Linked DNA regions of Homo sapiens: all the other regions are linked to region 1. The links are chromatin loops, found by intact Hi-C in ENCODE. Cell type or tissue: A673. All regions are shown on one strand.

What was found. Hi-C counts contacts between places; a loop is a spot of excess contacts. Peaks named below come from ENCODE experiments on the same cell type or tissue, not always from the same donor. Only the 100,000 strongest peaks of a DNase experiment are listed, where the experiment ranks them.
Region 2: a loop joins it to region 1, with 6 times the contacts of the local background. A loop is called at or near these places in 36 of 110 quality-filtered maps.
Region 3: it touches region 1 in a loop (3-fold over the local background); 13 of 110 quality-filtered maps call a loop at or near these places.

Annotation. Positions count from the first base shown.
Region 1 is chr4:107,178,669-107,186,668 of GRCh38, forward strand. No RefSeq gene overlaps it. Among named protein-coding and RNA genes, the nearest start is that of DKK2, 150 kb to the left of the region's middle. RefSeq lists a silencer at 4,464-4,758. In A673, a CTCF peak has its summit at 4,688 (motif pointing left); a DNase peak (open chromatin) is centred at 4,683; H3K27ac peaks cover 927 bases.
Region 2 is chr4:107,033,005-107,041,004 of GRCh38, forward strand. It overlaps DKK2 (dickkopf Wnt signaling pathway inhibitor 2), which reads right to left and starts at 3,309. Exons shown (of 4, transcript NM_014421.3): 1 at 2,366-3,309. The coding sequence starts at 2,587. In A673, CTCF peaks have their summits at 1,435 (motif pointing left) and 4,302 (motif pointing right); DNase peaks (open chromatin) are centred at 1,447, 2,857, 3,347, 4,347 and 3 weaker places; H3K4me3 peaks cover 4,905 bases; H3K27ac peaks cover 4,955 bases.
Region 3 is chr4:107,732,234-107,740,233 of GRCh38, forward strand. No RefSeq gene overlaps it. Among named protein-coding and RNA genes, the nearest start is that of PAPSS1, 16 kb to the left of the region's middle. RefSeq lists an enhancer at 1,838-2,368. In A673, CTCF peaks have their summits at 2,108 (motif pointing right) and 4,977 (motif pointing left); DNase peaks (open chromatin) are centred at 2,088 and 4,928.

The DNA of each region.
Region 1 (8,000 bases):
TGCGGAATTCTTCCAGGTCTATTTTCTCTGAGGAGTAGTGACCAAGAGAATATAGAATATTCCAGTTCTTATACAATCACAGGGTGATGTTTTCTGATTTGCTTCCAGTTTTCTCAATGAGAAACACAATTGGTTTAGTGCCTTGGGGAGGAGATTCACGTTATTCCAAAATCAATTTTGAGGTATAATTAACACCATAAGGCCATCAGTTCTGCACTTCTTTTTTTCTTTGAATAGATATCTTACACCTATATATACATTAAAAGTTCACCTGTCATTGTTTTACATTCATAACTGAGAATTCATCATTAAACGTATTCCCCATGAACTGAGTATCTCTTCTAGTCAAAATAGTGGTGTTAAATTCTGTTAGCGATTTTATTATTCAGATAATTTACTAACCTATATATAATTTAAAAGCATTCTTTAGAGGATGTCCCCATTACCATCTTCCAGTTAGGAAAGTGCTTATTTATGCTAACCATTTGTTCCCTGTCTTTAAGTGCTTAAACCACAATAAAAACATTTTTTCCCAATGCCATGTTAATTATTAAAAAAAGTTTCCTCTGACATTTTGTCTTACATGTAATAGTTTATTATTACGGTGTGTATTAAAGTAATCTGACCATGTATTACAGATTCCAACAACTTGTTATGCATCCTACTGAAAGTCATTTTTATACTTTCATACTGAAAGAACTTAAATTCAAAGGACTCAAACTGAGAGATTTTCACTAGTCCCTTACAGTTGCTTATTAGAAAGCCTTTTCCCTCATAACACAGTGTATTCTGAATCTCCGTGATTCTGGAATGAATTACAGTATATTTGGAGGACATTCCTTCTTAATCCTCTTCTTACAGCTGCCTTTTTCTGTTTTATTTTTTCCTTTGGTTTGTTTATATTTTTTCTAAATGATTAAGTATGAAAATTATCCATGATTTACAAAAGACAAAGATGTAAGTATCCATGTGATTATAGATACAGGAAAATAATCAGAATATATTTTTAAGTGAATATACCACAAAATTCCATCAAATCTATGATCGAAATAATTGTAACTCACCTTGTGGCAAGAAAGGAAAGGTCTCAGTTCTATATTTTACTCTTTAAAATTTGAGAAGAGATGCTTGTATTTTTTTAAAAAGTGAACGTTGATCCTTACAGAGCAATTTAAACAAAAATTAACCTCACATGTAACATTAGACCTAAATTTAAAACCAAAAACTATAAAATTTCTGGTAAAACATGAGAAAATCTTTTTGAACTACAATTAGGTGAAGATTTCTTAGGAAACAATACAGGAGAAAACACAAAAGAAAGAACCGATTTTGGACTTCATTAAAATTTAAAACTTCAAAATATACTGTTAAGAAAATTAAAAGACAAGCCTTGGGTTGTGATAAAATACTTGTAAGACACGTATCTGGAAAAGGACTTGTACCTAGAATACATATGAGGATGATTACAACTCAATAATAAGAAAACAACACAACTTTTTTAAATGGGAAAAACATTTTAACAGATACTTCATCAAAGAAATAAGTACATAAAAAGATGCTCACCTCCAATATTTATTAGGGAAATTCAAATTATAATCACAATTAGATATCACTGCTCTCCAGAATGGCTGAGATTTCAAAACACTTATCATACCATATGGTGACTTGGATGTAGGGCACTCTCATACACTGTTAAGGGAAATGCAAAATCATACAGCCACTTTGGAGAACCGTGTGTCAGTTTCTTCTAAAGTCACATATATCTAACTTATCATGTGTTTTAGGATTCTCATTCCTAGGTATTTACTCAAAAGAAATAAAATTATATGCTTCAACAAAGACCTGTGCATAGATATTGTATTAGTCTGCTCAGACTGTTATAACAAAATACCATAGACTGGCCAGCTTAAACAGTAGAATTTTATTTCTAAGAGTTCTGGAGCCTGAGAGCTTCAAGATCAAGGGGCAGGCAAGGTAAGTTTCATTATGAGGCCTCTTCTTTTGCCTTGTAGTTGGCTATCTTCTCAATATGTACTCACATGGTAAAGAGAGAAAGCAAGCTATTGGGTGTCTCTTCCTATAGGGACACTAATCCCATTGTGATGACCCCACCCACAGGACCTCATATAAACTTAATTACCTCCTTAAGGCTCCATTTCCAAAGACCATCGCTTTAGAGATTGGGGCTTCAACATATAAATTTTGGAGATATATAAACATTGAGTCCACAACAGATAATGTATAATAACTCTGTTAAAATAGCCAACAAATGGAAACAACTCAAATATTATTAATTACTGAATGAACAAATTGTGGCATATCTATACAATAAAAGACTGCTTAGCAATAAAAAGAAGTAAATTATTGATACATGCAAAAACATGGGTGAATCTCAAAAAAATAAGCCAGATCCAAAAGGCAACACAGTATGTGATTATATTTACATGACATAGAAAAGTCAAAACTATATTCAGGAATTCAATTGGTAGTTGCTAGGGGACAGGTGTAGAAGAAGGAAACTGACTACAAAGGAGAACAAGGAAACTTTTAGGGGTGAGGAAAATATTCAATTTTTTATTGTGGTAGCAAACAGAGTATACATGACTGAATACATTTATCAAAACCCATCAAACTGTACACTTTAAACTGTGAATTTTACTGTATGTAAAGTATACTTCAACAAACCTGACTTCAGTTCGGAAACCAAAAAGAGAATATGAAAAATTGAAAAGAGTAACAAGAAGCCTAGGAATAACCCCCACAGCCCTAAACCACTCCAGAAAGGCAGATTGGGTAGCATTAGTCCTGAGAGGGTTACTGACTCATTCAACATTCACGTGCCATTTAATCTGTAGTTGTTGGTCATATACAAATGCATGGCCCAATCTCTCAAGAAGCTCAGTGCCTAGTGGAGTAGAATCGCTATATCAGTGCACCCAGAATTCTACAGAAGTGTAAAGTATGATAACAAAAATAACATGCTTGTCTAACATTTCACCTTCCAAAGCTTCCCTCCCCATATTTTGGATGAGGAAAAATCACTGCAATTTAATATTCAAAGATGCTATGGACTGAACTGTGTCCCCCTCAAATTCATATGCTGAAGCCCTTACCTCCAATGTGATGGTATTTGGAAACGGGTCCTTGGGAGGTAAAGTTCAGATGAGGTCATGAAGGAGAGACTGTCATGATGAAATTATGTGTCCCTATTAGAAGGTGTCCCTATTAGAAGTTGTCCCTATTAGAAGGGACACCAGATAGTTTGTTTCCTCTGTTTCTCTCTTCACCATGTGAGCACACAGCAAGAAGAAACCTCAGAATGAAAGCTACCTTGCTGGTACCTTGATCTTAAACTTTCCAGCCTCCAGAGCTGTGAGAAATAAATTTCTGTTGGTTAAGCTACCCAATCTATGCTACAAGGGCCCTCAGCTTTCAGAGTTTCAGTTAACAGTAAGGAGACTTGGAGAGGCACTATAATGATCAAACACCCTAACTCAATGCCAGATCTTCTGTAACTAACACTAAACTACACTAACAAATATATTGGAGTCAGGTCACTTTCTCATTAGAATAGCAGGTTAAAATAGTAAAAATTATAAGTCATGAAATCCTGAACATATTTGATGCAAAGATGTCTGGAAGGGGAAAGAGAGTTGGTAAGAGGGAAGGGAAGAGGGCAGCAACTTTACTATGAATACCACATAAGGCAACCTAACACTTAGGGAAAAAAACATGGGCTTTGGAGAAGAGCCGACGTAGATTCAAATCCTAGCCCTTTCCCTCATAAGCTGTGTGTGATCTTGAGCAAGTTATTTAAACTCTGAAGCTGAGTCTCCTCATCAGTAAAATGGAGATAATAAGCAATTCCTACTTCAGGGGTTGCCGTGAGCATTAAATGAGATACTATATACAAGAAATACTTTACATACAGTAGGTGTTCAACAAATGTTAACAGCCTTACCTCTATAGTGAAGGCTGAACCAAGGCTGAACTTAGAAAGCCAGCTCACTGAAGTACAACTAAACAGCCAAGTGAGCTCTATCAAATAAATATAAACTGGAATCCATTTCTCAGCAGGACCTCATTCAGATAATATTTAAAATAAGTGAATTATTGAAGCTTAAAATCAAAACACAGTCCCTGTCATATTATGTGCAAATAATAAATATTTGTAGTAAAAAGAACTATAGCTAAATGATTTGATTTAAGAGGACTAATGCCTGATGATAGAATGAGAAGCCTCTGTACCAGAAAAGTGAAGAAATGTTTTAAGTTAGGTAAGAATAGAAGAACCTTATCAAAGTACCTCAAATACCACCACCTTATTCTCTACCTTTACTCACCCTACTTATTGATTGATGCCGATTATAACATTTTGAAAAAGGAGAAAGTGGGAAAACCTAAAGACCACTGAGATATTCTATAGAGCAAAAACTTGTTAATTTCTGAAACAGTTGATCTATATAACCAGGAATGGAAATAATACTAAATAATACTTGAAAATATAATTATCATTTTGAATTATTCCTAATAGAGCCTGCATAGAATACACAATCCATAATGACCCAGAGTCCATTAGTCTCAACTAACAGCACAAAGAAATTTCAAATACTCTTTTAACGCTGGTCTTCAGGAGTCCAAAGGCCGTTGTATTAGATTCACTCTGTGAATGGTAAGCACTGACCTCTAGTGGCAAGCATGATTAATCACAGCTCTGTCCTTCAGTGACCCCAGGGAAAACACCCACACCAAGGTAGAGGCTTCCTTACGGAATACAGTTTTGGAGGCTGGCAATGTCAAATGAGATCAAATTTATACCTCTTTAAAAAAAAACCATGAGCACTTCTCCTACCTCCTGATGGAAATCCCAAAGGGGTGATGTGTTGAGTTTGATAGAAATACTCTAAGAAACTGAGAATAAAGACTCTGGCCTTTCTAATATTTAGAATTTGGATGTATGACCTCATGAGCCCACCACACAGACATGAAAAGCAGTGGAGACTCAATGATCATACATATGCCTCTGTTTACTCCTTTATAATATTCCATGAGGAGCTTCTAAAGACACTGGTCAATTAAAAACAGGGCTAGAAACTCCTCTATGCAGAAAAATGATTGACTTTTGGGAAAGTACAGAAAAAACAAAAGACAGTATCCACCCTCAAGTACATCAGAAATTAATAGAGCAGAGAGGATGCAAGTTAATTTGTTTTTCTACCTCTGTAGAAGAATCAAACACTCAAGCAATGGCAAATTTAAAAATACGGGGAAGGAGACAAAAAGCAGAAGAGATACATCAAGTGACTATAAATTTATGGGTTTTAATTTTCTTAAAAAAAGGGGGTAGAAGTGATCTTAAAGATAAATTATGTATTCCAATTCTATCATTTATAAAGAGAGGGATTGAGGTCCCAAATCAAAAAGCAGAAAACCGAAATTCAAAACCCCACATCAGACCACATGACCTACCTTTAAGAACTAAACTTTTGTTCAATTTGGACTTTGAAAGAAATCTGGAATATAAAATAGATTATTTGAAAGGAAACTTTTTCTCCTCTAGCTACACTTGGAGATAAGCTCAATGAATGAAATACGCATTTACCATTGCCTAATGCAAATGGATAAAGAATGAAGGTGATACTGGATAATTTGGTATGCTTTTATTTCATCTTGTACGTTAAGTTCAATTTTATACCTCCAAAATGATTCCAAATATATCTCATTTAAGGTACAATATTCTGTCTTTCATTTTTCTTTTGCATATAAATATCAGCCAAATTCAAATTACTTCTAGTAGATATTTCCCCTTCTCTTTTTCTTTCCCTCATTAACAACATTTGCTTCTCTGTTTTCACTCCAGGCAGCAAAGCTGAATAGATTGTTTAATACTATTTTCCTAGAACATCTAAAAGTAAGAAAGAAGAGAGTAGAAATCTGTGGAAAAATCTTTTCTTCAAGATTTCCATGTAGGGGTTTCAGATTGTTTGGATGAGTTTCAAATAAACATCCCTCTTCTTAGTGTAGTTTGATGCATATTTTTAGCCTCCAGAGGGGAACACTGATCTGCTAAAATTGTCATATTTCAGCTAAATTATAATTTGCTAATCCCTTAAGGCTACCGGACAGGCTCCATGTCTATTCAGACAGGCTTTAATATAAATAATGTTTTAAACAAAGTTGATAAAAGTTTATTTTGGGAAAAGTAAAATGGCATAGAGTAGAGGTATGACTCATCCAATACTCCCCTTCTACTTCATGATGTAGGAATAAAATACATTATACTATGTAATAAACTCTGTTGTTAAACATATATTTAGGGGCTAAATTCAGGGATAATTTATTATGAGTAATAAAAGGTTACCATATAGACACAAAAGAACTTTTATTTTTAAAGATATAGAAAATTGTGAATACAACTCTCTCTATATAACACACACTATTATAAATGCATAATAAAAAACCCTACTGAACATAATTTATTCATTTTTGATGACTGATTCGGATTTTGCCATGTTTCAGTATTACTCTGTGAATATCAATTACCATTGGACATGGACTCAAATGTTGGTTTAAACAGGTATTATTAACATAATATTAGACAAATAACCATCAGACTTGATAAGTTTAGCTCCCACTGGGAAGAGAGTTTTACTTGTGATTCTATCACTCAAAGTAGCACAGGATGAAGCAGGATGTTAAACTTGGCTTTGCAAGAGAGCCTAAAACCACACAGCAACTTCTGCACAAAAACTTTGTGAATGAAATGTTCACATTTTTTACTATGAGAATTTTCCTTGTTTTGACACTCATTTCACTTCTAGAAATCTCCCCTAAGAACATTATCCTGCAAACAAATATGTATGAAGATAATCATTTCAACATTATTTAAAATGCCAAAATAATTGGATGAAGCTAAATGTTCAACATGAGGAACCGTTAAATTCAATAGTGTATAGTTGTATGATGAACTCTTCTATGCCATTACAGATTATGTTCCATGAAGTTTAAAAAACATGAGAAAAGACTCATATCAAACCGCAATGAGATACCATCTCACACCAGTCAGAATGACTATGATTAAAAATACAAAAAATAACAGACGTTGGCAAGGTTGCACAGAAAAGGGAATGCTTATATATCATTGGTGGGAAAGTAAATTAACTCAGCCATAGTGGAAAGCAGTTTGGAGGTTTCTCAAAGAACTTAAAACAGAACTATTATTCAACCCAGCAATCTCATTACTGGGTATATTCCTAAAGGATAAATTGTTCTACCAAAAAGACACAGGCACTTGTATGTTCATCACAGCACTATTCACAACAGCAAAGTCATGGAGTCAACCTAGATGCCCATCAATGGTGGATTGGAAAAAGAAAATGTGGTACCTGTACATCATGGAATACTAAGCAGCCATTAAAAAGAATGAAATTATGTCTTTTGCATCCACATGGATGCAGCTGGAGGTGATAATCCTAAGTGAAATAACACAGGAACAGAAAACCAAATACCACATGTTCCCACTTATAAGTGGGAGCTAAGCATTGAGTACACATGTGTAATGATGTGGTTTGGATTTGTGTCCTTGCTCAAATCTCAAGTTCAGCTGTAATCCCCAATGATGGAGATGAGGGCTGCTGGGAGGTGATTAAATCCTAGGAGTGGTTTCTCACGAATGGTTTATCACCATCCCCCTCTGTACTATCCTCATGATAGCGAGCGAGTTCTCATAATATATGGTTGCTTTAAAGTGTATAGCACCTTCCCCACTCTCTCTTGCTCCTGCTCCAGCCATGTAAGATGTGCCTGCTTCCCATTCACCTTCCCCCATGATCATAAGTTTCCTGAGGCTTCCCTGGAAGCTTAGAAGATGCCAGCATCATGCTTACTACACAGCCTGCAGAGCTATGAGCCAATTAAATCTCTTTTCTTCATAAATTACCCAATCTCAGGCATTTCTTTATAGCAGTGCAAGAATGGACTAGTACATATGTAAAGGTGAG
Region 2 (8,000 bases), 150 kb before region 1:
AGTATCCAAAGAATTATTCTTTTCACTTCAAAGAGAAAATATTTTACTATTTGTTTCTTCATAACAGTACATACTTTAGATCATTCGTTAAAGAAGAATACACAAAATAAAATTTTCACATTTGCCAGCTAGCCTCCTGCTATTCAACCCAGTATTTTATTTTGTTTTACCTTCATCTTGAATATGTTAACAATTTTTTTCACAAGCCTAATGTCAAATTTTAACAATCTAGGATTCCAGTTAAGTAAATATAATAAAATATATTCCATAGAACTGCTATGTTATGAAAGGCATATAAGAAATTCAACTCATTTGTGAAATAAATAAATAAATTCTCAATTTAAGGCGATGTAAGTAGACTTCCAAACTCTTTAAGAAGCATAATTAAGTAGCTATTTGGAGAGGTAGCACCACAAAAACATATTTTATACCGATTTATATACAGATACAGTATTAAAACATAAAGAAGAAGCTAGGTTCTGGGATGCATCCCTCAGTCTCCCCTGTGTAACGCTAAGGCTAATGAAACGACGCATGTAACTGATTTTCTGACAGAGGAACATCAGGTATGTTGGCCCAATAGTGGAACAGAAACAAAAAGCGCTTTACAAAAATTCCCAGAAAATACATAGATTAGAATGGAAAGGAACCTCAGGACTATTGAGGTTTCCTTCCCTGTGTCCTTGGGGGAACTACACATTAAGCTTTCTTCAACTGGGAACATGAAATTTGAAGTCAGTAGCATTAGAGGAGTCATGATTTGGATTGAGAGCACCCATTCTTTCTAATCCCTGTTCCATTTCATGACAGACTTCTAAGAAACTGTTAGGACCATTGCTATTGAAAATCCTGGGGTGACTCGCAGGAGAGAAAAAGCGAAGGAAAGTGGTCACATAAGCGCGTAGGCATGTGCACGTGTGTGAGGATGTGCAACGGTTATGTTTGCCTGAACGTATATGTACTTTCTTATTTTTCCTGAGACCTTAAAAAAAATCTGATTGCTGATTTTGTAATCCCTTGAAAGGATAGCTGAAACGGTTCACACTTCAAAGCTCTGGGAAGAGTTCTGGAACTGCAAAACTAGCAAAACTGCAAAATTGTCCCCGTGAGAGGGCAGTAGGGGGCCAAGCCCGGGTCTTGTCTCTCTGTCCATCCCAGAATGGCTCGGCCCTCTCAACCAACCTTCAGCCGGCTGGCTGCGCTGTGGACAGGGGCGGCGGAGGACACCGAGAGCGCGCAAAACAGCAGCATCAGTCGGTTCCAAGGAAACTCGGATCTCTGGGGCGTGGGCCGCTGCCAGGGGTTGACACTTGTGTTGTGCGAGGTGCGTGTGCCATTGGTAAAATGGCTTTCTCAGTTTTGGCTTCCCACAAAAGGAGCGGAAGGGGGAGCTGTCATGATTCCCAGTGCCCACAGAGCCCCCTCTCCTGGCCACAGCGCGCCAGCCACAACTGGTACCGAGTGTGCGCGCTCGTCTCTGTGCGTGTCTATTTGTATAACAGTTTGCAAGTGGCTTTCAATCTATCTGTCTGTATGACAGAGACAGAGGCGCCTGCGGAAAGTTCCCTCTCTCAAAAACGCCTTCAGTGTCCTGCTGTATCGCTGGCGCCTACGACGCTGTCATTGTCATCTCATCATTTTGCTTCCTTCCGGGTGATTTATGTACAATTCTGCGTGAGTGAGAAATGCGCGTCTACTGGAGTTGTTTTGTCTGTGACCTTACTTCTTTGAAGAGAGTAAGTGGTTGGAAGGGAAGGAGACCCTGAAAAGGAGTAATGTCCCCTCCAGATTGTAAAATATAATGGTTAAACGCCCAGTATCTCAATGTCTAGACTGAAATCCCTCTCTGCCACTTATACTAGCTGTGTGCCTTGGGCAAATCGTTAATCAATCCGTGCCTCAATTACTTCATTAGCAGAATGGGAAAGCAACAGCATCTAGCTCACAGAGTTGTGAAGATTAAATGAGTGAATATGTAAAACGCTTAGAACTGTGCCTGGCACGTTATTAGGTGCTATAGGTTAAATGCTATTAACATCTTCATCAGTTGCATCACAGTGTTAAATGGAAGGACCATCCTGACCACTTTCTCCACAGGAAAGCACTAGATCTTGATATGTGCCCACGCCCCAGAGCAAAGGCGAGACAGAATCCTAACCCTTTGACTCCGTGCAGTGCAGGACCAGCAGCCACCCAGACACCCCCCGCCCACGCAGACCCTGTTCGGTGAATCCCTCCCCAGCCGCCTGTTCTCTGTATCTGGGGCCACGCTCCGAATGTTGCAAGATGCAATGGCAAACCGCTAGCCCAAGAGAGCTGGCCCCTGCCTCTTCTGTCTGAAGAATGTGTTTGGGGGTTTTCCTACCTGCCCCAGGTTTTTGCCCTTCTTACTGCCGCCGAATGCCAGTCCTTGGTACATGCCCGCAGATCGATTGGCGGCCTGACCAGGCGTCTCCCCGCCCAGAGAGGACTTGATGGAGTTGAGTTTGGCCCGCGAACTGCCGATCTGTGAGCTCTCCACCATCAGCACCGCGGCCAGTAGGAGCAGGCAGCAGGACGAATCCTTGCTCCGCATCAACGCGGCCATCTCCCGGCGAGGGGGTCCCCAGGAAGACGCAAAGCCCGGAGGGGTGGGAATGCAAAGGGAGGGAGGACCCCAACACGGGGCCCCTCACTTGGGTCGCGGGGGCTTGCAGATTGTGTTCCCTCAACCCTTCCTGGTTCGGGGACCCAGGACCCTATGAACTCAGTCTCACGCCTCAGGACAGAAATTAGCGGAACCCAAGCGAGACCCGCTTCTCCACCAGGACAGGAAGTTCTGCAATAACTGGAAGCAATCAAATGCGAGGCGCTTTCTCGCCAAGGAGGCGTGACCCAAGGTGCAAGAAAACCCAGCCCTGTGGATCGCACCGCTTCCGTTCCTTCTTGCCCCGCACCTCCTTGGTCCCGCCGGGATCTCGGCGGTTTAACTCTCCTCTTAATTGATCAGGAGGCCCGCATCAGCTCCTTCTCCTTCAACTCAGTTGCTTTTCTCTCCTCTCTTTTCCTATCCTTTATGTGTCAAACTTTGCAGGACACAGTGCTCCTTTTCAAAGTTAGCAGGCGCTTTAGTAGGGGATCAGGAGACGTCCCCGGACCGAATCCTCGAGATCTGAAGAGAATCGAGGTCCCCCACACGCGCACTCACAGTTGCCCCGAAGCGTTGTCCCCTGACTCACAAGAGACAGCGAATCGCTGCCAGCGCAGCGATGCCTAGGGAGCGGACTTGCGCTACGCTCGCCGCGGGCTCCCGCTTTCTCTCTCTCTGCTCTCTCCCCAGTCCTCTTTGCTTTTTATAGCTTCCCACAGTGAGGACTTTTTTTTTTTTTTTACCTCCGCCCCCAATTCAAGAGTGACAAAGAGTGAAAATTTTTCTCTCACTCCCCACCGCTTCCGCCCCCCTCCTCTCTGCGTGCTGCTTCTGCTTCTGCGGCTTTCACTCCAGCTTTTCCTCCTCCTCATCCTCCCGCTCTGTCTCCACCCACAACTACTGGAAAAGGGGGATCTAGCTTTTCCATGAGGTGAATGGAACATAGGGGCTCCTAATTCCTGACAACAACTCCAGCGGTTGGAGGGGTCTTTGGAAACTGGCAGAGACCAAAGGTGGAAACGGAGTGGGGCAAGCTGACACCACTTGATCGCTGCCACCCTTTCTTAGATCTTCCCACCCATCTTCAGCCCCTGACTCCGCGAGGAGAGCTGGAAAAGCCCTATGGAAGCTTTAGAGAAGTGAGCATCTGCGCATCTGCTCATTAGTATTGTGTTCTTTGTGAGCTCACGTTTGGTTTTAGACTGTGCCTCCCAGGGAGTGTGTGAAGCTGGAGCCACATAGGTGCGCCAGGGGGTGGCCAATGATCCGGATAGAGGGTCTGGAAGGAAAGGGGCAGACCAAAGAGGGGAAAAGATGAGCCTGTTCGATTTGGGTCTTTTTAGTCTCCTCCTTCGGAACCCCGGGCCCCGCCGCACTCGTAGAATATGTCTATGTCTCTGAGGGACTGGGAAGAAGGGGATGCTCTGGGTACGCTCCAAGGGTTTGGACCTCACAGCTCGAATGAGCATCTTTACCATGCCAGGCAACTGCTCTTTTTGCGAATAGGAAATCCCAGATAGGAATGAACGGGGGCAGGGAGCCTTTGAGATCCTGTCTTCCTTGGCTTCCTGCCTTCTAGCCCCAGTGAATTACAAGAGAAGCCATTCCTGTCAGCCCCCGGGTCTCTCCAGGTCCAATTCCCTTCGGCCGAAGGTCGAAGGCTGCTCCGGGAACGACTGGGACGCGCTGGCGCTTGGGGGCGCCAGTGGCAGCCGTTCAGCGAGCCACGGAATTGCTGCAGGAGACAAGCGCTGAGTTCGGTGATGTCTGGTGGCCAAGTGCGAGACTTTCCAAGCAAAGCAAGGGATTGTTCGAAAGTTATTGCATTTCTGCTTCGCAGACACTAATGTCCAGGAGCAGAGAAATCCAAGCATTGAGCCACAACTTGAAGTTAGAAGGCAGCTAGCCGCCAGGGGAGGATACAAGCAGCATCCTCTTCAGAATTTTTGGACCTAGATTTCACAGCTTTCACACCTGATCCTGGCGCATGTCCATGAGTACGAATTAAACTTGTCGCTAAGTGAGAACGTTGGTGACTCTTATTTTCCCCCAAAACAACGCAGAGTTCTAAAGTGTGGATTTAGAGCTATTTTCTCCCAGACAGCTCCAGTTTTGCAAATTTCTCAGTCCTGACCTATGAGTCTGTCTGCCCTGAAATTCTTCATTTTCAGATTTTTTTTTTAATACACAAGGAAACGGGGATTAAAATATGCACCCTCTGGCATGTGTTCTTATCTTTTGAATTTCCTTTCTTTAAGGTAGAGATTTTTCACATTTTAGTGTGTGGGGTTTTTTTTCCACTTTTTAAAAATATGCCAGGAATAACAATATGGGTGACCCCTGAAGGACATCATACTAAGTGAACTCGACCAATCACAGAAAGACAAATCCACTTATAGGAGGTACCTAAAATAGTTAAATGCATAGAATCAAAGGTTGGAATGATGGTTACCAGGAATTGGAAGGAGAGGAGAATGGGGAGTTACTATATCAATGATCATAAAGTTTCAGTTAACTAAGATGAATAAACTCTAGAGATTTGTCATATGGTATTGTACCTATAGCCAACAATAATGCATTGTATTTTTAAAAACTTATTGAGAAGGTAGATCTCATGCTATATAGATATAAATTTTATATGTGTGTGACTTTATATACATGTATAATATATATATGTATTTATACATATAACATGATTGTAGTAAGAACATTTAACATCTATATATGCCCAGTAATAAATTTGTAAGTTTATAAAGTTAAGTGAGGCATTCTAGGCACTAATAAAAGGCAAGGAAATGGGTCGTTACTCTATAAATAAGTACTTAACGATTCCAAGCTTAGACTTTACAGAAGAGTATATCTTTTGCCTTCATTCTGATTTGCCAATCAGAAAGCATGACAGAAATTGAGAAACTTAAGTTAGGAGTATACTGGTTTAAATATTTTTGAAAAGTAGCTTAGAGCAAAAGGAAAAGATAGAAGCTAAACATGTAGGCAACAGATCACTCTACATTCACTTGGAAGGGTGTAGACTTTGACCATATGTTGAAGAACAAACCCAAATGAACCATGAGAAAATGTGAAGATGCTTTGCCTATTTCTGTCACTTCCTTCTTTCTTTACCTCTAAATAAAATAATATCCCACATACACAGGCCTAACTTTACTCACATGTACTGCTAAACAGAAAACATATATCAAGCACAACACATTTACTCTCAGCTCTGAGTACCATCCTAAACACATTATCTCAGAGGCTTATTCAAACCCCGCAAGTTCCAAAAGCAATTTTTTACAAATACAGTTAAATTAAAAGTCGACATAAAATCTACTTACACAAACATTCTTCCATATAGAACAAAATCAGACATATAGAATCAAAAGCTAAAACATACACAATTACGCCTTAGGCTAAAAAGCAGTCAAAAACTAATTTCATTCATGACCCAAATGCTTTGTGTAAATTTTTTTTGACAGACAGAAACAAACATACATGACCCATATGTTGACAAGTAGATATGCACACACAAAATCAACTAACTGTAAATAAACATAATCCTGTGGATTACTGTCATGGCCCCATATGTGTTTTTCCTGTGTGTGTTTTCCTAAGTGTAAAGACAAAAGCTTCATATTTTACTTGGGAAAGTAGATTTTTATGCCATTTGCAATAATATAATTAGAGAGTAGATATTTAAAAACAAGACTGTACAAAAGCAGGATGTACAACCTTCCTGTCCAGAAGAAAGTGCCTTAATGGACATTTTTTCCTTTGGCCATACATTCCCTCTTATCTTTGCTCCTCTAGCTGTGGGGCCATTTTGGTTCCATAGAAAAGCCACTACTTTCTCAGCAGTTGTTTCTGGATCCTGGATTCCTTCTGAATACTTAATCCCAAAGGTAAGTTAAGTATATAACTTGTTACCTTAGTCTTGTTTACTGAAGCTTACTAATTTTCATCCCATTACCTCTCTCCCTGCATTAGTGAATATTTCCTACAATAGCCTTTTTAGCAGTTGTTCATGCATTCCCCGTACGTGAAGCAAGTATGGGGCCCTGAGGACACAGAGGTGAATGAATGGGGGTCTTGCCTCTAAAGGGGCTTGGAGCTCTGTAGACACCTTAATATACTAAAATCTGCTCCTAGCCCCTCTCAGAAGTTGCTGCTGTGAGCCTTTATTCTCATCCACTGCTGAATTATGCCAGTCTCAGAGTTCAATCTGTCACAGGATAGCTGCAACTTGAATTCAAGCCAAGCTGGCTTGAATTCATGTGACTATGGGAATATAAGTGATCAGATATGTCCCCCAGAGTTCTTTTTTTCCTTCAGAATTAAATGCACATTTTAATGGTGTACATAGAGACAATACTTCTACATTTGTCGTTGAACCCAAAGAAATGACCCTAGTGATGGTCATGTTAGGTCAATAAGAACAGAATAGCAAACCTGGGAAGTAAGATTGTCTTTGGTAGGTCCCACAGGACCGCAAAGCATCTTGCACACACAGAATAGACATGAAAATCTTTAATGTATGGTTGAAACTTGATGGATGTTAAGGATCTGAAAAATAAGGTTATATGGGTTTTCCCTCTCCATAGTAAACCAAGCTACCTGGCTCTGTAGCCTAGTAATACTCATACTTTGAGAGTTTTATGTTTCTCCTCTGCCTAAGAACAACAGTCTTATGTGTTGCTGCAAATTAATTCTAAATACCTGGTAACAAATGTAAGCTTGCATTGATATTGTGAAAATTTTTTGTGTTTCTTGATGGGAATAATTTTCATACCAGATATGAAAAAATTGCATCTCCTATTTGATCCCTGCATTAGTTTCAGTTGTTGATGCTATCTTGATAAGGTCTCATGGACAACAGGACCAGCTAATAAAAAAGATCTCATCACCTACATTTGATTCACTAGCTATGCTTACAAAAACATGCACAAGTGAAATGGGTCAGAAGATTTCACAGTAAATCAATCTGAAACAATTGCTCAGCCAACGGCTTCTTTTTCGAACCTTAACGAGTTAGTCATCTTATCCATACTTCACCTGCCACTTAAATGAAAGAGGATTACTGAACAGATATTACCCCTTGAGCCTGAACCCAAACAATAAAAAAAATGCAAATAACATAATCTGAAACTCAGGCAGATAAAAACTTCTGCTGAGCCTTGTGCATATATGTGACCATAGATGGAGGTGGAATTAGAAAAAGTCATCAAATGTTTAATAAGAAACATTTTCCTTTACGATATAAAATTTTTGTTAGTTCTGTACAATGCATATCCTTTTTGGTAAGTTCTCACTGCTGAGTTCTGGCAGGTTTTTTCAAGATTCAGCTTTTGAATCAGTACTAAAGTACCAAGTAATA
Region 3 (8,000 bases), 550 kb after region 1:
ATCAGTGAAATGGCAAAGCCATAAATATTCAGGAACCAAAATTGGTTTCCTGAATATGGTAGCAGGAATGGGGGAAAATGGTTGATACATCTTTCAGAATGCAGAGCAAAAATCCCAAGAGATGGGAAATACAGCATAATTTTTTAGAAAAGAAAGAAAAGAACAGTCCAGGAAATCTAACATCCAAGTATTAGAAGTTCTACGAAGAAAAAAAAAAAAAACAGAGAAAACGCACAGAAGGAAATAACCATGGCAATTATTTAATGAAATTTCCTAGAACTGAAATGCCTCCCTGAATGCCTAACTCAACAGATAAAATCAAGCACGGAAAAAGCATAAAGCATAGCACCATGAAGTTTCAGAATACTGTTATACAATAGTTCGAAATTGTTTGGAAACCCTGCAAGCCTCTAAAGAGAAGAAGAGTTCATGAACAAAGAGTCAGGAATAAAAATGAATTAGAAGTTGTCAAGAAAAAGACTGCAAGTTAGAAGACAAATGGACCAATACCTTCAGAGCTCTGAAAGTATTTTCAGTTAGAAATTGGAATTGCTATATACGCTTTCTCAAGGAAATACTGGAGGATATGTTCTGTGGCAGGCCAATTCTCCCTGACAATCACACAGACAAGCCTGCATAGCACTTCAGTTACACAGACTAATTTCCACAGAGCTGCCTTAACATTGAGCAAATAGTTAAGCCTAGGGAAATCAGTGCCCAGACATCAGAGATAGAAGTGAAACATATGGTCAGTAGGAGCCTTCCATGGTCTTCTCCCTAACCTGGAGCAAACCAAAATAATAGAGACAGTCTTACATTCCCAGTGCCAGGACCCATATCTGAGACAAGTCAAGGTAACAGAGGCAGCTGTTTGAACAGATTCATTGGAGAGTCTAAGGCAGCTCTCCAGACAAGCTGTAAAGGACATAAGATAGAAATAATCACTCTGGTACCACAGTAGGCAGGCCTTGAAGGTACTGGGGCCCTTTTAATCAGACTTTTGCCTCTGACCTTCTAGTTGAAACAAAATTAGTTACCAATAGACTTAGGCAAATGCTATACTGCATGTAGGCACATAACTCCAACCTATATAAGCACCAAGAAAGTTGTAACACTTTGAATTGGTCTGGTGGAATTATCTCCAGCCTTCTCTCTGTATCCAGTTACAGCAATAAATTCCCTTCTTTCCAAGTTTGTCTGCTTCTCATTATTGGGCCTCGAGAAAACACAGCCAGATCCAGCTTGGTTCCAGGAACAAAAATTTTGTCGAGCCAGCCAGGAGGCCGCCAGGATGGTGGCTGCCTTTGATGCTGGCAGTTTGCAATGAGACAGTCGTGAGGAAACTCCCAGCAGCTGCTGGGTAAGATTGTCCTGGGGACTCTACTGAGGGCTGTCCCTTGGACAAAACCACACATCCTTTTCATCACCTGGGAAAGAACGGAAGTTTGGCAGAAGCAGATGTGCTCAAAGAGTGAGGAAAACCAGACCATATATTATTTCCTTATCTGGGCTATTAAGCCTTTTGTTCAGTACCATTAGGAAGATAATAGGTCTTTTTTGTACTCCCGTTTGCTGTTTGGTTTGCAGGCCTTTTTCACCTAGGTGCACTTCCTTCTGTGTCTATCTGACACTATCTCTCTGTCCGTGTCTATCTGAAACTATCTCTGTGTCTGTACCTATAGCCTTGCTGAATTTAAGATGGGGAATGCTGCTCCCTTCCCCCAGGGAGCCCTCTGGGAAAGATCCTGTTGGATTGGAAACAGTATGGGTACCCTCCCATTACTAAAAAGAAAATGATTCACTATTGTAATACGGTTTAGCCAACATATGTTTTGGGATCTGGGGAATGGTGGCCAATTTTTTGATCTTTAAGCTACTTTACTATCTATCAGAACAGTTTTGTCAGTGTCAGGGAAGACAGGCAGAAGAGCCTTATGTACAAGCGTTTATGTTACTGCATAATCAAGAGGTCAAAGGAAATAAGCTAATGGTGCAGCACTCAGACAAGGTTTGTCTCAAGTCCCAGGGAGAGGGAGAAAAGGAATTAGAGACTCAACAAGTGTTAAATGTACTTAACCCAGTAGGTGGCGACCCAGAGGGAGCCAATGCCCCGCCACTGGCTCAGAAGGGGGAAGGGCCTTCACCCCTGGAATAGGAGGAGGCTGCAAAAATAGTCTCTCCCTCCCATAATAGACAAGGCACTAATTTTGACTGGGGAGACACTGAGCCTGGAGCAGGGCAATTTTCCCTCCAACAATATCCTGTGGGAGTTCATTAGCAAGGAGCTCCGGCAGGATATTATTGGGCATATAGTCCTTTTCTATGTCTGATTTACTGAATTGGAAAAATTCCAATTCTTCCTACAGGGTGGATCCCCAGAAAATGACCGAATTGTTTACTGCTATCTTTGCTACCCATCGCCTTACATGGGCTGATGTGCAAGCCCTCCTAAACATCATGCTCACGGCAGATGAGAGAAGGCTAGTGTTAGAAGGCTAGTGTTAGAGGAGGCATAGTGCCTTCATGATGAAAGCCCCAATGATAGCCCAGACCTTAAAGAGGCAACTCCCTGAACTGACCTAAATTGGGATCCTAATGAGGCAGGTGGAGCTGGGATGAATCATCTGGAACACTATAGAAAGTGCATCCTAAAGGGCATTGGATCAAGGGTGCCAAGACCTGAAAGTCTGAGCAAAGTATAGGCACTTTAGCAGACACCTATTGAGGACCCCTCAGAATTTATGGAACAGATCTGTCAGACATATAGAAAGTATACAGAGTTAGACCCACAGGACCCTGAAAACATTAGAATGGTGAATATGACCTTTACAGGGCAAAGTGCCCCAGACATTAGGAAGAAACTACAAAAAGTGGAGGCGGCTGTTGGAATGAAGCTTCCCAATTAATCAACATTGCATTCAAGGTATATAATAGCAGGGAGGCCAAGGAAACCAAGGCACTTCAGCAGGCAGCTGTACTCCTGGCAGCTGCAGGAGGAAACCCGAGAAAAAAGGACCCCCAAGGCAGAAAGGGAAAATAGAAAAGGACCAGTACGCTTACTGTCAGGAAATAGGGCACTGGAAGAGAGACTGCCCCAAGTTAACTCAGAAGGAACCCAGGTCACTTATGGCTGTCAAGCCCAAAAATGAATCCGAGGAAGATTGAGGGTGCCCAAGACTCCCAGCAGCTCCAACTCTAACTGACATCAAAATTTCCCCAAAGGAGCCTTGGTTAAAGTTGATACTGGTGCTAGTTATTCAGTAGTTAATACACCAATAACTGAGCTTTCTGATACTTTCTGTCAGTATAGTCAGCGTAAGTGGGCAATTGAAATCAGAACAGTTCCTGCAACCCCTTTCATGTAAAGTGGGCAACAATTTGATAATTCACCAATTCGTTTATGTGCCAGACTGCCTGATACCTTTACTTAGCAGAGATTTACTATGCAAGTTAGAGACTCAGATCATCTTCCACCCAAGAGAAACGTCAGCTGTGTCTTCAAATGCCTCCAGAGCATGGACTGCAGCTGCAAGCACTGCTGGTGAGCACTGAGGCCCCACACCCTGAGGTAGAGGCAATTCCTCAAGAAGTCTTTGACAAGGTGAAGCCAGAGGTCTGGGCATGAGACCAACCTGAGAGGGAAATTAATGTGAGTCCAATAAAAAACAAACTGAAGGAAGGGCCCCAACCTATCCGGAAAAAAGCAATACCCCTTAAAGAAGGAAGTCTTGGAAGTTATCCAGCCAGCATTAATCTGGTTTTTGCAATATGGCTTAATAAGACCTTGTCAGTCCTCATACGATACTCCTTTCCTGCCATTAAAGAAGCCTCATTCCCATAAGTATAGGTTTGTGCAAGATCACAGAGCTATTAATGATACTGTGGAAGACATTCACCCCATCGTGGCTAACCCATACACTATGTTTGCTTCACTACCTAAGGATCACGAATGGTTTACAGTGCTAGACTTAAAGGATGCCTTCTTTTGCATACCAGTAGAAATAGAAAGCCAACTATTGTTTGCTTTCGAGTGGACAGACCCTGAGACAGCTGCACAGTTTCAATATTGCTGGACTGTGCTCCCTCAAGGGTTTAAAAACTCCCCAAGTATATTTGGAGAGGCTTTGATTCAAGACTTGAGAGGCTTACAATTAGAAAATGGGGTGCTACTTCAATATGTGGATGATTTATTAATTTCCAGCACCTCAAAACAAGAATGTCAAGAAAACACTGTAAAGACCCTAAACCACTTGGCAGCTTGTGAGTATAAAGTTTCAAGTAAGAAGGCCCAAATATGTAAGCAAACTATAGAATACTTAGGGTTTTTGTTACAAGAGCAGCTAGAGCCCTGACGGTGGAAAGGCTAAGTGCAATTGCCTCCATCGTGATGCCCACAACCAGGAAGCAACTAAAGGGCTTCCTAGGAATGGCAGGATTTTGTAAAATCTGGAGTCCCAATTATGGGTTAATAGTAAAGCAGCTATATCTAAAAGGAGCAGACCATGGGAAATCGAACACCAAATCACATTTGAGCAACTAAAGCATAAATTAATATCTGCTCTGGCTCCAGGACTGCCAAACCCACACAAACTTTTCCAACCTTATATGCATGAAAGACTAGGTCTAGCACTCTGGGTCTTAACACAAAAACTGGGAGAAATACTACAGCCTGTGGCCTATTTTTCAAAGCAGCTCCATACTGTGGCTAGGGGCTGGCCCCCTTGTCTTAGGGCAGTAGCCACGACCTGCTTGTTGCTCAAGGAAGCTGAGAAGCTGACTCTAGGTCAGCCCACCATGATTTCTGTGCCACACTAAGTCTTGGCGTTGTTAGAACAAAAGGTGGCTATTGGCTAACAGCGGGCAGATTGGGCCAATATCAGGCTATCCTGCTCGATGACCCTGCAGTGAAACTGCAGACCACTGGAACCTTAAACCCCACCACTTTGCTGCCACCTACTGGGGAATCAGAGGAACTAATACATGACTGCCCAGAAGTTATTGATCAAGTGTTTTCTAGTCCCCTAGATTTGAAGGACACAGCCCTCTCATGTGCAAACTGGACATTGTTCGCAAACAGGAAAAGTTTAGTCATTAATGGAAGAAGGAACGCTGCCTATGCTGTAGTGAGTCTCAGAGGGAATAGAGGCAAGAACTCTCCCAACAGGGACTTCTGCACAGAAAGCTCAGTCAATCGCCCTTACCAGAGCCTTGCAACTGTCCCAAAGTAAGAGTGCCAACATCTACACTGATTCCAAATATGCCTTCATAATAGTCCATGCACAGGGTGCTATCTGGAAAGAAAGGGGCCTACTGAAGGCTGACAATACTGAAATCAAATACGCAAAGCAAGTGTTAGAGCTACCAGAGGCAATAAAGGCCCCAAGAGAAATAGCTGTTATGCGTTGCCCAGGCCATCAGTGCAACAATTCTGAAGTAGCTAGGGGAAATGCTTTCTTAGATTGCACAGCCAGGCACCTAGCCAGCTCCAATGTTGAACTCCGGGTTCCTTTAATTCCCCAAATAGATTTGGCAGCCTTCAAACCTAGGTACAGTCTTGAGGACGAAAAGGCTACCAAGGACAAAGGGTTTATTCAGGATGAAAAATGACTGGAAATTGAATGACAAAGGCCTAATCTGGGTGTCAGAGATAAAATTTCTTTTATCCTATTCTTTCTGTTTACACCTAGTATTGTTTCTGCATCCACTGCTAACCTCCTTCTACAATGGGCACAGGACTATGCAGACAGCCTCCAGCATGATTCCTGTTAGGTCTGTGGCCTGTTACCCCTTTCTAGCACCACCGTGGTGGGTCTCACCTATGCAAGGGAAAGATTGGAGACATTTACAAGTCTTCCTGGATTTAAAACACTGGACCGGCTCACAAATGATGGGAGTGACTAAGGCAAATGTGTCAGAATGGCTGCACAACTTTCAATGACCCAGGACATGGGTCTTTCCTTCACCCAATACTAAAATATATTCATGATGGCACAACTTTTGGGCAAGATGCCTCATTAACTTTCATATAGAAGTATACGAAAAGGAATGAGGGCCCATTTAGAAAGTATAATCCTACGATGCCACTTTTGCACTAAAAATGAGCCCAACAACCATAATACAGGACAGCCTGGACAGCAAGGGAGAGGGAAACAACCACTAGAGAATTGGCAAATTGACTTTACTCAAATGCTACCTGCCCCAGGAGGGTACAAATATCTCCTAGTTCTGGTGGACACCTTCTCAGGCTGGGTAGAGGCATACCCATGCTGCTCTGAGTGGGCAATGGAGGTAGTTAAGGTACTGCTAAAGGAAATCATTCCTCGATATGGGTTTCCTGACATTATCCAGAGTGACAATGGACCTTCATTCACATAGGAAATCGCCCAACAAGTAAGAAAAGTGCTAGGGATAAAATGGAAGCTACACACAGCCTGGAGGCCTCAGTCCTCCAGACAAACTGAAAGAATAAATCATACCTTAAAAACAACCCTCGCCAAGCTATGTCAGGAAACACGGCTAAAGTGGCTTCAGTTGCTTGGGATTCCTCTGCTCCAGGTAAGAATAGCTCCCAGAAGTGGGATCAAATGAAGTCCCTGTGAAATCATTTTCAGGAGGCCTTTTGTAGCCAACTTGTCCCAGGTGGCTAGAATGTCTCCAGACAAGGAACTAGCTATTAAAACTTATGCCACTCACTTGGAACAAACTCTTAATCCCTTGCATAAATTTTCTTCTAACAGAAACGTCATAGACTCCGTGGAAGCCCACCACCCGTTCCAGTCTGGAGATCAAGTGCTGCAGAAAGAATGGAAGGAAGCTGGTCCTGCCCAACAACTACAAGAGAAATAGAAAGAGCCCTATGATGGGCTGTTGACTACCGACTCAGCACTGAAACTAGCAGGCATCAAACCTTGGGTTCATCATATGTGGGTAAAGAAATTCCAGTCGCCCAAGAACTCCACCACAGAAACACCTGTAGCCACTCAATGGGAGGCAGAGCCCCTAGAGGACCTAAAGTTTCTATTCAGAAAACGATAAGAATTTCTTTTATCCTATTCTTTCTCTTTATACCTAATATTGTTTCCGCACACACTGCTAACCTCTTTCTACAATGGGCACAGGACTATGCAGACAGCCTCCAGCAGGATTCCTGTTGGGTCTGTGGCCTGTTACCCCTTTCTAGCACCACAGTTTACTGTGGTGGGTCTCACCTATGCAAGGGAAATATTAGAGACATTTACAAGTCTTCCCGGATTTAAAACACTGGACTGGGTCACAAATGATGGGAGTGACTAGGGCAAATGTGTCAGAATGGCCCATAAACAACTTTAAATGACCCTTTAAATGACATGAAAAGCCATTCTTGATTAACATAACAAGAGACGAAGTTATAGCACTAGCTACTCCCTTGTTAGAACCAAAAGTGCCCATCCAAACTTTTAAACCCCAAAATGTTTGATACCAGAGTGGCTTTCTCCAAATTTGGGTTGGGCTCATATGGTTAACCACCTCTACTGGGCACTTGAGTCAACTAGCCCCCTTGTGTTGGGAACAATGAAACCACTCCCTTGACCACTGACCCAATGCCACATGGGTTATGGGATGGATTCTCCCAGATCGGTGCCAACATATTATAGCACTCCAGCAAAGGGATGTATTTGCCACAGATTGGTCTCAACGGCCCGGCCTAAAGATTGGGAGCAATGGCCCAGTATGCTCCCAACAGGACTCAATGGCTTTGTGGCACCAATTTGTGGCTGTGGCTCCCTGTGGGCTGGCTAGGACGCTGGACTCTAGGCCTCCCATAGCACAAGGTTGCTGGGTAAAAAAAAAAAAAAAAAAAAAAATCCAGCCTGTTGTCCACATATGATTAATAGGTGGACTAGGTCAGTCTTTCATTAGTATGATCATCTAGCTGCAATATTCATGCCCTCAGTAGGGCTAGGAACTGTCATATGGCACATAGAAGCCCTAGCTAACTTTACCAAAAGGGCTCTGAATGA